2 separate regions of the Homo sapiens genome follow, and region 2 is linked to region 1. Evidence: chromatin contacts called from ENCODE Hi-C or POLR2A ChIA-PET data. All regions are on one chromosome and are shown on one strand. The core of a region is the stretch at or near the end of the contact, and the rest is flanking DNA. Distances in the headings are between cores, read along the strand shown. Region 1 holds the start of ZDHHC4 (zDHHC palmitoyltransferase 4). Region 2 holds the start of UMAD1 (UBAP1-MVB12-associated (UMA) domain containing 1).

The links. A loop is a pair of places that touch in the nucleus more often than their neighbours do. ChIA-PET counts read pairs that join two places held with the same protein, here RNA polymerase II (POLR2A). Pooled maps may share reads with other maps.
Region 2: a map with no recorded cell type shows a loop between it and region 1 (16-fold over the local background). The contact joins the promoter of UMAD1 here to the promoter of ZDHHC4 in region 1. A Hi-C loop is called at or near these places in 1 of 37 single-sample maps with no recorded cell type and 7 of 50 pooled maps. POLR2A ChIA-PET finds 5 or more read pairs at or near these places in 1 of 52 experiments (activated CD4-positive, alpha-beta T cell).

Annotation. Positions count from the first base shown.
Region 1 is chr7:6,572,777-6,578,871 of GRCh38, forward strand. It overlaps ZDHHC4 (zDHHC palmitoyltransferase 4), which reads left to right and starts at 4,678. Exons shown (of 8, transcript NM_001134389.2): 1 at 4,678-4,722; 2 at 5,790-5,944. RefSeq lists a silencer at 4,698-5,027 and an enhancer at 5,306-5,921.
Region 2 is chr7:7,638,548-7,644,058 of GRCh38, forward strand. UMAD1 (UBAP1-MVB12-associated (UMA) domain containing 1) reads left to right here and starts at 2,205. Exons shown (of 4, transcript NM_001302348.2): 1 at 2,205-2,274. It overlaps RPA3 (replication protein A3), which reads right to left. Exons shown (of 8, transcript NM_002947.5): 5 at 1,773-2,628; 6 at 523-597. The coding sequence starts at 1,871. RefSeq lists enhancers at 1,386-1,435, 1,806-1,855, 2,126-2,325, 2,366-2,415, 2,496-2,665 and a silencer at 1,896-2,025.

The sequences.
Region 1 (6,095 bases), core at 3,428-5,927:
AGGAAGTTGGAGAGCCTCAGCCTCTTCTCTCCTTATACACTCTTGCTCTTCCTAAGGAATTGCATCCATTCTGAGTGACCTTGCACAACTGTAACTGCAGCTTTGTGGCTAAAATTTCCTTCTCCTTCCTTTGCAAACACGTTCCCTTGAATCTGCACCCGGAGATTGCTGCCAGGAAGGAATTGTATTAATAGATTTGCCTTTGAGTCTGGGAAATGAAGGACACGCATCAAAAGTTCCTACCATGCCCCAAGCATCTCATGTTCTCACTCTTGCACCTTCATTCATCGGGGGTTGAATTTTTTTTTTTTTTTTGAGACGGAGTCTCACTCTGTTGCCCAGGCTGGAGTGCAGTGGCGTGATCTCTGCTCACTGCAACCTCTGCCTCCCGGGTTCAAGCGGTGCTCCTGCCTCAGCCTCCCGAGTAGCTGGGATTACAAGCACCCACCACCACACCCAGCTAATGTTTTGTGTTTTCAGTAGAGACGGGGTTTCTCCATGTTGGCCAGGGTGGTCTCGGACTCTGGACCTCAGGTGATCCACCCGCCTAGGTCTCCAAAAGTGCTGGGATTACAGGCATGAGCCACCGCACCCGGCCCTGGGTTGAATTTTTTTTTTTTTGAGACAGAGTCTCGCTCTGTCGCCCAGGCTGGAGTGCAGTGGCTTGATCTCAGCTCACTGCAAGCTCCGCCTCCCAGGTTCACGCCATTCTCCTGCCTCAGCCTCCCCAGTAGCTGGGACTACAGGCGCCCACCACCTCGCCCGGCTAATTTTTTTTTATGTTTTTAGTAGAGACGGGGTTTCACCGTGTTAGCCAGGATGGTCTCGATCTCCTGACCTCGTGATCTGCCCTCCTCGGCCTCCCAAAGTGCTGGGATTACAGGCATAAGCCACCATGCCCGGCCCTGGGTAGAATCTTAATTTGAAGAGACATTTTTGACACATTCCTTGCATCATTCCAGATATCACTTATTAGATGTCCACTGATTGATTGCCTACCTGGCCAGCATCCATGTACCTTCCCAGTAGGGCCCACACATCCTTCCAGAATCCAGCCCCTCACCTGAGCAACTCATGTGCTTTGGGGGAAACTGATCCTCTGTAGCTTCAGCAGGAGGCCTTGTTTTACCCAAGACAAAGGCCACATTCCATTTTCCTGGTGGCATCATGGTTCAGGGGTGAGTCTATGACCCAAGCCAGCTTAATCACACTGAATGTCAGTACTCCTACTTGGGCCTGGAGGGAGACCTCCCCACTCTCCCTTCACTGGATGTGGGTGTGGATGCATGAAGCCCCAGCTATGGCTGGTGGCCATCCCATCATCAGGAGGAAAGCTGGTCTTCAGATGAAGCTGATCTTCCAGTCAGAGTGAGGGATAAAAAGAACATTGATTCTTGATCATGCCATTGGGCTGCGGGTTCAAGTCATTCCTGAAGCCAGCATCATTTCTGGACATTCCAATGGCAGGGACCAAGATGTCTCTTTTGTTGTTTAATCTACTTTGAGGGCTGGGCGTGGTGGCTCACACCTGTAATCCCAGCACTTTGTGAGGCTGAGGCAGGTGGATCACCTGAGGTCAGGTGTTCAAGGCTAGTCTGGCCAACACGACGAAACCCTGTCTTTACTAAAAATACAAAAATTAGCTGAGTGTGGTGGCGCATGCCTGCAGTCTCAGATACTCGGGAGGCTGAGGCAGGAGAATCACTTGAACCCAGGAGGCAGAGGTTGCAGTGAGCTGAGATCCCGCCACTGCACTCCAGCCTGGGCAACAGAGCGAGACTGTCTCAAAAAAAAGAAAAAAAAAAAAAAAGGCACGGGGCAGCAATTACAGTAGCAAAGGCAAAGTGGAAATTTGGGTGTAAACTGGGCACCCATAATGTATGCTCCAAGCCAGCTAATAGTGACAACTGTGGCCCCACCTACTGGCCACAGGAATTTTTTTTGAGTGATATCAAGGATGTAGATTTCCTTCTGATATAAGTTATCATTTTCTTTCATTCATTCAGTTGATACATTTTTATTGGGCATCTACTATGAGCTAGGTGCTAAAATAGTTGCTACTGATATAACAGTAAGCCAACACAGATCCAGTCCTTTTTTTTTTCTTTTCTTTTCTTTTTTTTTTTTTTTGAGACAGGGTCTTGCTCTATTGCCCAAGCTGAAATACAGTGGCACAGTCATGGTTCACTGCAGTCTCAAATTCCTGGACTCAAGCAATCTTCCTGCCTCATCCTGCCTCAGCCTCCCCAAGTAGCTGAGACTACAGGTGTACACCACCACACCTAACTAATTGAAAACTTTTTTGTAGCGGTGAGGTCTCACTAGGTTGCTCAGCCTTGTCTTAAACTCCTGGTCTCAAGGGATCAGCCCTCCTCAGCCTCCCAAAGTGTTGGGATTACCGGTATAAGCCACTATGCATGGTTCAAAAATACTTTTATGTTCCTTTCCTTCTTCTTAATTTCTCCATGGCAAAATTCCTCATGGTCAATAAATCACTGATTGTAAACAAGCATCATGTGTGATATGCCTTTTGCAAGCGTAGCTACGAAGTCCTGTATCCCATTTCCAAAGTATAGCATCCATCATTCCCTTGGGGACAAGAGATCGTGGTGTAAAGCTGGTTGATCCTGTCAACTGATCTCACAGCAGGTAAAAAACTGATACTGCAGGTCCAGTTTCAGGAGCTGACAGGAGCGTTTAGCAACACTCCAAAGAGGAATTCTTTGCTCCATGCATCACAAGCAAGGCAATCCTTTTGATCACACTTGAATTTTTGGTTTTAAGCTTAAGTAGTCTGTTTTCTCTTATGCTATTTATAAAATGCAGGTGTCAAGGTTTGCGCTTGGATGTTTTAAAGAGGCAAAAAATCAAACATGCCTAGGTTTCAGGAACTGACCAAGTGCTGAGAGATTAATCTTTTTTTTTTTTTTTTTCTGAACCAGGGTCTTGTTTTGTGGTCCAGGCTGGAATGCAGTGGTGTGATCCTAACGCACTGCAGCCTTGACCTCCTGGGCTCAAACAATCCTCCCACCTCAGCTTCCTAAGTAGCTGGGACCACATGTGCATGCCAGCACACCCGGCTAATTTTTAAATTTTTTGTAGAGACAAGGTCTCCATATGTTGCCCAGACTGTTCCCAAACTCCTGGGCTCAAGCGATCCTCCCACCTCGGCCTCCTGAAGTGCTGGAATTATAGGTATGAGCCTTGGTTTTTCAATTCTGGGTCCATAAATTTATGAAGACCTTGGATACAATGTACACAGGAGAAGGCATCCTGTTGGTAAGGAGTTTCATAAAAAGGAAAAGAAAACGCATCAAGAAGCTGACGTAGGTAGCAAAGAGACAGGAAAAGAGAAGAGCTTTAAGGCCAGTGTTTGGAGATCAGACATTTCCCCTCAAAGGAGGACAGGCCTGGCTCAGGTCTTCAGAGGCATCAGGAATAGACCCTGGCCTCAGCTGATTCAGAGATGGTCAGAGCAAAGGACACCCCACAGGGCCTTCTCAGGGCTATGTTTGGAAGCAGCTCTTGTTACCCCAAGCCTGCCTAGCATCAAACACCCTTCCCTTTTATCCTCAACGTTTGTGGTCAAGTATTTGTCACTGCCCCGAGGATATTTAGGGCTGTACAGAGCAACATGTCCTTGTCATCAGGAGCAAGGACACACATGGAGCGGAATCTGACTGATGGGTACACATTGTGCTTTCTGCCCGCTTCTGCAACGGAAGATGCTGGAAATGTTCTGCTAGATCTCAACAGTGTGGGTGGCTGAAAGCAAACTCTGTCCACCACACAGACATAGTCTGAGAGCCCCCTAAGTGTGACTGCCCTGGGCCACCTGGATCCCCCTGCTGGGCTCTGAGCAGGGACATGACTGGTCTCTGTGCAGGCCGCAGGGCAGCTTAGTCCCTGTCACAGCCCCAGAATGATCGCCCCCACCAGGCCCAGGTCGGTCCTCCTGTAAGTCTCCTGGCAATACTGCTCTAAAATCCCACTTCCAGCCCAGTGCAGGGACTCACGCCTGTAATCTCAACACTCTGGGAGGCCGAGGTGGGAGGATCACTTGAGCCCGGGAGTTCGAGATCAGCTTGGGCAACATAGTGAGACACCCGTCTCTACAAAAAAAAAAAAAAAAAAAAAAAAATTAGGCGGGTGTGGTGGCATGCACCTGTGGTCCCAGCTACTTGGGAGGCTGAGGCAGGAGGCATTGCTTGAGCCCAGGAGTTGGAGGTTGTAGTGTGCTAGGATAGCGCCATTGCACTCCGGCTTGGGCGACAGAGCGAGGCTGTTTCTGAATGAATGAACGAATACATAAGTAAATAAGAAAATAGGTAATACATAAAATAAAATAAATAAAATAAAATAAAATAAAATAAAATAAAATAAAATAAAATAAATAAAATAAAATAAATAAAATAAAATAAATAAAATAAAATAAATAAAATAAAATAAATAAAATAAAATAAAATAAAATAAAATAAAATAAAATAAAATAAAATAAAATAAAATAAAATCGCACTTCCCAGCGGTTACACCCGGCCACGGAGGTCCCCAGGCTGGCTGCGAGGGCGCCGGGGAGGTCACTGTTACTCCAGCCCCGCAACCCGCGGCGGCCCTCGCACACTTCCGCCGGAAGTCAGCCCCTCAGGGGCGCCGTGCTGATGTCACGAGCCCGCAGGAAGTCTCGTATCGCGCCCGGGAGGCGCCGGAGCCCAGCGGCTGGCGGTAAGGCCGCCTCCGCGGGGCTGTGGGAAGCTTGGGCTGTCCCAGGACCGTCAGTCTCCTCCTCTGACCCTCCCTTTCCCCTTGTGTGTAGGGCCGCCGTCCCACCCCCACCTCGCCCGAGTCCGGGGCGGCCCCGGTGTCCCCTCCGAGCCTGCTGCACTCCACGTCCCCCTACCAGGGCTCCAGCCCCCAGGGAAATCTCCGACCAGGCCCGCCCAGGAGGTGCCTTGGATGGGGGTGGCTTCGGGAGGCCCTAATGGGGAGTGGCGGGGAGAGACCCAAGGCTACCGACTTGGCTTATTTCTTCCCAACTAGCTGTTTCTCACAAAGTCTTTATTATTATTGTATTTTGAGACGGGGTTTCGCTCTTGTTTCCCAGGCTGTAGTGCAGTGGCGCGATCTCGGCTTACTGCACCCTCCGCCTCCCGGATTCAAGCAATTCTGCCTCAGCCTCCCCAGTAGCTTGGATTACAGGCATGCGCCATCACGCCCAGCTAATTTTTTTTGTATTTAGTAGAGACGGATTTCACCATGTTGGTCAGGCTGGTCTCGAACTCCTGACCTCAGGTGTTCTACCCGCCTCGGCCTCCCAAAGTGCTGGGATTATAGGCGTGAGCCACCGCGCCCGGCCTCTTTTATTGTTTTTAGAGATGGGGTCCAGCTCTATGGCCCAGGCTGGAAGGCAGTGGCACGATCACAGCTCACTGCAGCCTCGACCTCCTGGGCTCAAGCCATCCTTCCACCTCAGCCTCCCAAGTAGCTGGGACCACAGGCGCGGGCCACCACGCCCCACTGATTTTTAAATTTTTATGTAGGGACAGTGATCTCACTGTGTTGCCCAGGCTGGTCTCGAACTCTTAACCTCAAGCTATCCTCCTGCCTGGGCCTCCCAAAGATTTGGGAGCAGGCCTAAGCAACTTAGTCTGGGCCATTTCTCCCAAAGTCTTACCCATTCATGCTGGGGGTGCTGAAAATCCCCTACTTCCAAATCCTTTTCCACAGGTATTCTGCCTTTGACTGCAACTCTTGTCGTCTTATGTGGGTGTTGAATTGATCTGTCTCTGCAGCCAGATCCAGGCTCCTGGAAGAACCATGTCCGGCAGCTACTGGTCATGCCAGGCACACACTGCTGCCCAAGAGGAGCTGCTGTTTGAATTATCTGTGAATGTTGGGAAGAGGAATGCCAGAGCTGCCGGCTGAAAATTACCCAACCAAGAGAAATGTAGGCTGGGTACCCTGAATCACCCCGTGAGAATTGCTGCTGTTTGTTTACTCTCACCTATCATGTCATGAATAGCTTCTTGTTTGGTTATCTCACTTGGCATTACAGCCCAGAATCTTATCTGCTAAGGTCAAAAGTGACCAGTTCCGGT
Region 2 (5,511 bases), core at 955-3,454, 1.1 Mb after region 1:
AAACAAAACAAAACAAAACAAAACAAAACAAAAATTAGCCAGGCATGGTTAAGCATGCCTGTAGTCCCAGCTACTGGGGAGGCTGACATGGGAGCAACTTGATCTTGGGAGGCTAAGGCTGCAGTGCGCCATGATGGTGCCACTGCATTCCACCCGGGGTAACAGAGTGAGACCCTGTCTCAAAACAAAAAAACAAAAACGAAACAAAAAACCTCTTGAGGAAGAAAAAAGCAACGTAAATTTTTCTTATGTGATTTTATGGTCTTTCATAAGGAATGAGAATTGTTATCCAACATTTATGGGATATGTTCAAAAATCATGACGCCCAAAAAATCATTGGTTAAAAATGTAAAAGGAAATATAATGAGAGAATAGTACAAGAATTAAATTTTACAGCCAGGGACGTTTTACCAGCTCATCCTTTTTAAATCCATTGCAAAAATTAGAAACATCGGCAACAAACCAAATCAAGATGAAGAATTAACTATAATATATAAGAGACTTATTAACACTTAAACATACGGGTTCCATCAACTCGATGGTTCCATTTTTTCCTTCTCCATCTGAAAGAATAAACATTTTTCCGGTGGGATGAATCTAAAAACGAAACATATAATTAAAATCTCACTAAAACAACAACAAAGTTTGACTAAAGATGAGTACATTGATCCTTAGTTGAGCACAAATCAACTGTTTCTTGAACAGTTTATTCATTCAGTTTATTCAACTTATTGGATCAAATTATAATCTTATGTTATCAAATCTGTTCATGGAACACACAGTTAATTTCTGAATTTCAGATAAACAAGGATTTTTTTTGTAGTGTTAAGTAGGTTCTGTATTTGCTAAATATGGCAACCCTATTCTGATAACAAATTAAAGGATGCCCACCCTAAAAGTGAAATCTGCTGGCACTCATGATTTAGACAGTACATATCCCACGGAGGGTATGTTTTAAAAAACAGGCATGATGAAGTAAAAGGAGAACTGGTTGCTAGAATATCTGGGTCCTACTCCTGGGAAGCAGCTGTAAAGAGCGCTGTCAGATTGCGTTTGAATGCCAGCTTTGCCATTTGCCGAGTTTCTGAGCATTTTAGTCAACCACCTACCACTCCTACTCAGTTTCCCTACTTGGGAAGTCAGAGCAACACTCATTTAAGGAAGAGGATGTGTGGATGAAATGAGCTACTAAATAAGTCTTTATATAATAGTTTTCTTTTCCTCAGCTTTTCAGGTCACTGATTCCAAGACTTTGGGCCTGTTTCTCGCCTGTAGAATGAGGGAACTTCACTTTAATACTGGGGTTAAATAACTCGTTACTACGGGACCCAAAGCGGACAACCAAGGCATGTTTTACAGAGAAGCGATCACAACGAGGAAACGAGGTTTGCAAAAATAAGTAATTTCAGAAGAGAAGGAAACCAGCAGATTAGTTTTGTCTGCGTCCGTCACGTCTGAGTAAACTAAGAAATCTGAAGGTAGATGTGGGAGTGGTGTTTATAATTTCCCTTACGTAAGCACGGCTAGAACGGAGGCGACGGGCACTGGAATTTAGAACTCAGCATTTGAAAACACTTTGTTTCCGTGCCATAAAAGAGCGCCAAAATGGGGCTACAACGGCTAAAGAATTTCCAAAAAGTTCCTTGTGCAAAATAAAGGAGTCGGGGGCGCAGTGATCGGAGGCTTTCCGTCCTTTTTCATCCCCCGTTATCCAGGCGGGGTCCCTCCCTCCAGCTACGGACTTGGGAGCCCATGATTGCGAACCCGCACACCTTTTCCAGCCTCCCTACGAAGCAGACAGGCTTGTCGATGAATTGAGCTAGCATGCCGGCGTTGATGCGCGACCTGGGCAAGTCCATCATGTCCACCATGATTATGGTCCAAGACTGCGGCTGGCGGGAAACCCACGGACGACTGAAACTGTGCGCCCCGCGGGTGTCTATGGGGCAGATTTCTCGGCACCAATCAGCGAAGACTAGCGCTCCAGCTTCGCCAATTAAATGCGCGGAAACCTAAATCGCAATCGCGCTGTCTCTGAAAGGGGTGGAGAAGGGGCTGGATGAGTCCGGAAGTGGAGATTGGCTGCTTAGTGACGCGCGGCGTCCCGGAAGTTGACAGATACAGGGCGAGAGGCAGTGGAGGCGGGACTTGGATAGGGGCGGAACCTGAGACTACCTTTCTGCGATCACAGGATTCCCGGCGGTGACTTGACCCCGGAAGTGGGGTGTGAAGCTCCGGTGCTGGTGCGGCGGGGGACTGCGGGGCCAGCCTCAGGTACCTCGTCTCGCGGGAGGCGCCGCAACCTTACTGTTTCCCCATTCTTCCCGCGAACAGAGTCAAAAGAGCTAGGCGGGAGTCGGCACTAGCTGCTGCCGCGGTGCTGTGGGTGCTGCGTACCAGCTGTTCACTGCTGTCTCGCCTTCCCTCTTGCCAGTTCTGCGTGGGAGGCGCGGGAGTTTTGCGGAATGATACGTGGTGTGGCGTCGGGGTTGTGATACCCGCCCCCTTGGAGATGGGCAGCGGGGTCATCAGTGATCTTGATCACTTTCTTCAGGCTTTTGCCACTTGTTGGCTGAGGGTCGATTTACTCCCTTAGCTGCGTCACTCTACTTTCTCCACTTTCTCCACCTGTAAGAAGAGAGATTGATCCGATTACTTCTAAGACGTTTTTTAGCCCAACCTGGCCACACTGCGGAGGCGCCGGTTCTTTCACCCCGCTAACCCCTCCGTGTTGGCAGCCAATAGAAGCACTTAAGGATGGGTAACGGGGAAGAACCACTGGCCAGTACTAGGGGAGACAAGCTTAAATCGTTGTTAGACCCCGAGCTAGGGTTCCCCGAGCTAGGGTTCTCCCTTCTGAGGCGTGTTTTCCCCATCTGCAAAACGAAGGGTTAGGCGGAATGATTTGCAAGGTCCCAGTTGACTCTGACTTTTGGCCATATGTTTGACTCAACAGTTTAAACCCCCTCAGCAGTCTTTCTGTCGTTGCCCTCCACACTGCGAGACTCTGGAGGGCGATCTGGAGGTCTGGAAGATAACCGATTCCTGGGAGATTTGGGGGTAGTCTCCAATCTGTCCCTGGCTCATCTTGTGACCCGAAGCCGGCGGCCTTGCCAGGAGTATTCTAGAATGAGTGCACATAAAAATACCTTCAAACGGTACGGTGGAAATTGGACAGAAGTTTTAATTGGGTATTATAACGTTGTGGAAACTGAGTCTGTGAATTGGCCCAAAGCTACAGAATTGTCATCGTTCAAATTCCCTTAAGCAAAAAAGATCCGATTTGAGACTTCACGTGGCAATTTAAGATTGGAATCTCATGTACGATAATTAAATGATAGTCTCCCTTAGTGTTTCCTTAGCACTTAATAGGTTTGTCTTAGTTTTACTCACTAACGGTACTTTAAAGGATTTCATTAAACAGATGTAGAATGTGTGTCAGTGGTGTATAAAAAAGTTGTGGTTGTATTGGTGCAAGTCAGTAAAGTCTATTTTATATTACAGCTTTAAGTCTTTTGTACTTTAGCATTGTTTTGCAAAGCAAGTTGATGTGCATTATATAGGGGAGAGTACACACATCAATGTCTTTAATAGCATTTTTTTTTGAGGCAAGATCTCTCTCTGTCACCCAGACTGGAGTGCAGTAGCATGCACATAGCTCACTGCAGCCTTTAACTCGTAGGCTTAAGCGATCCTCTCACCTCAGCCTGCCAAGTAGCTGGGACTATAAGCACATACCACCACACCCAGCTAATAAAGATTTTTTTTTTGTTGTTTGTTTTTTTTTGTTCAGATGGGGCCTCGCCATGTTGACCAGGCTTATCTCAAACTCCTGGGCTCAGGCGATCCCTCCCTCCCCCGTCTCCCTCCCAAAGTACTGGAATTACAGGTGTGAGCCTTGGTGCGTACCCTGTAATAGTGATTTTTTTTTTTTTTAAAGAGCACTCCTGTGAGTACCAGATGTTAATGTCGTTGTTTACCTGCAGTTAGAAAGACCACTTTTAAGCAAAGGCTTTCTTTTAAAACAGGGAGATGAGCAGGAAGATAATTTAAAACAGCTTTTTCGTGTATTTTTGAGTCACTTAAAATATTATAAAATACATGATGTACAGAAAAAAGTATAGCTAGCCGATTTGCATAGTTTTGAGAGAAATGAAATGAATCCATGGGGCCTGTCATTCAGCTGAAGAAATGGAACTTTACCAGTTACCAGTAAATTTTACCAGTTTGCACTTCCCCAATGAAGCCCTCCTTGCTACAGCCATAAGTAAACACTATCTTGAAATTTGTGTTAAGCTTCCTAAGCTTTTCTAGGTGGTTTTATCACACATGCAGGCGTTGCTAAATGGTATGTTGTTTAATATTGCCAGTCTTTGACCTTTATATAAACAGAAACGTATGTATCTTCTGACTTCTTTTGTTTGTTTTTGAGATTCATCTATGTTGACGAATGTACGTAGATCATATTTTTTTTTCTGTTACAGGTAGGCATGAGTGGGACAGTAGTGGGCTCTCCCCCAACCCACTAGAAATGTTGGGGGATGGTTTGGCAATTACCGAATTTGCTTCTCTAAAAATGATAATTCTGCAGCGCCAGGGAGAGGCCATTTCCTGATGGTCCACACCTGTTATCAAAATGTTAATTGAATGTAGACCCGAGGGAGAAACAGCTTCCTGGGCATGCATATTAAGAGACAAAAATGGTAAAGTATGATCTTCCAGGTACACTCCACCGGAAAAAGGAAGGAAGCCTCAGATGGGCGTGCATGTAACTCCCTAAAAACACTTCCCAAGGCTAAGGAGGGCTCTGTGCCTGCCGGCAGCCTATCCTAAGGAAAGAATCATGGGAAATAGACAAGCTTGTAAAAGTCCTAGGATCAGGGCCGGGCGCGGTGGCTCACGCCTGTAATCCCAGCACTTTGGGAGGCTGAAGCGGGTGGATCACCTCAGATCAGAAGTTCAAGACCACCCTGGTCAACATGGTGAAACCCTGTCTCTACTAAATATACAAAAAAGTATCCAGGCGCGATGGCGGGGGCCTGTAGTCCCAGCTACTCGGGAGGCTGAGGCAGGAGAATGGCGTGAACCCGAGAGGCGGAGCTTGCAGTGAGCCGAGATCGCGCCACTTCACTCCAACCTGGGCCACAGAGCGAGACTCCCTCTCAAAAAAAAAAAAAACAAACAAACGAAAAAAAAAGGATCAACGGTTAAATCGGACACTTGACCTACTCTCTTTAACCTTCACATTCCCGCTTGGGTCTCTAACAAGCACACCTTCCTTTCTTCCTGTTTTAAGGCCTTTTAAAGTAAACTTCCATTCCTGCTCTGGAACTTGCCTGGGTCTCTGTTTCTGCTTTATGCCCCTCAGTCAAATTTTTTCGTCTGAGGAGGCAAGGACTGAAGTTGCTACTGACCCGTGAGGATAGGCCACCGGTAACTTGGGGTAACTTGGATCTCTGCCACTAGTAAAAAAATGATTTCCCCAAATGGTGGTACCAGTTTACTCTCTTA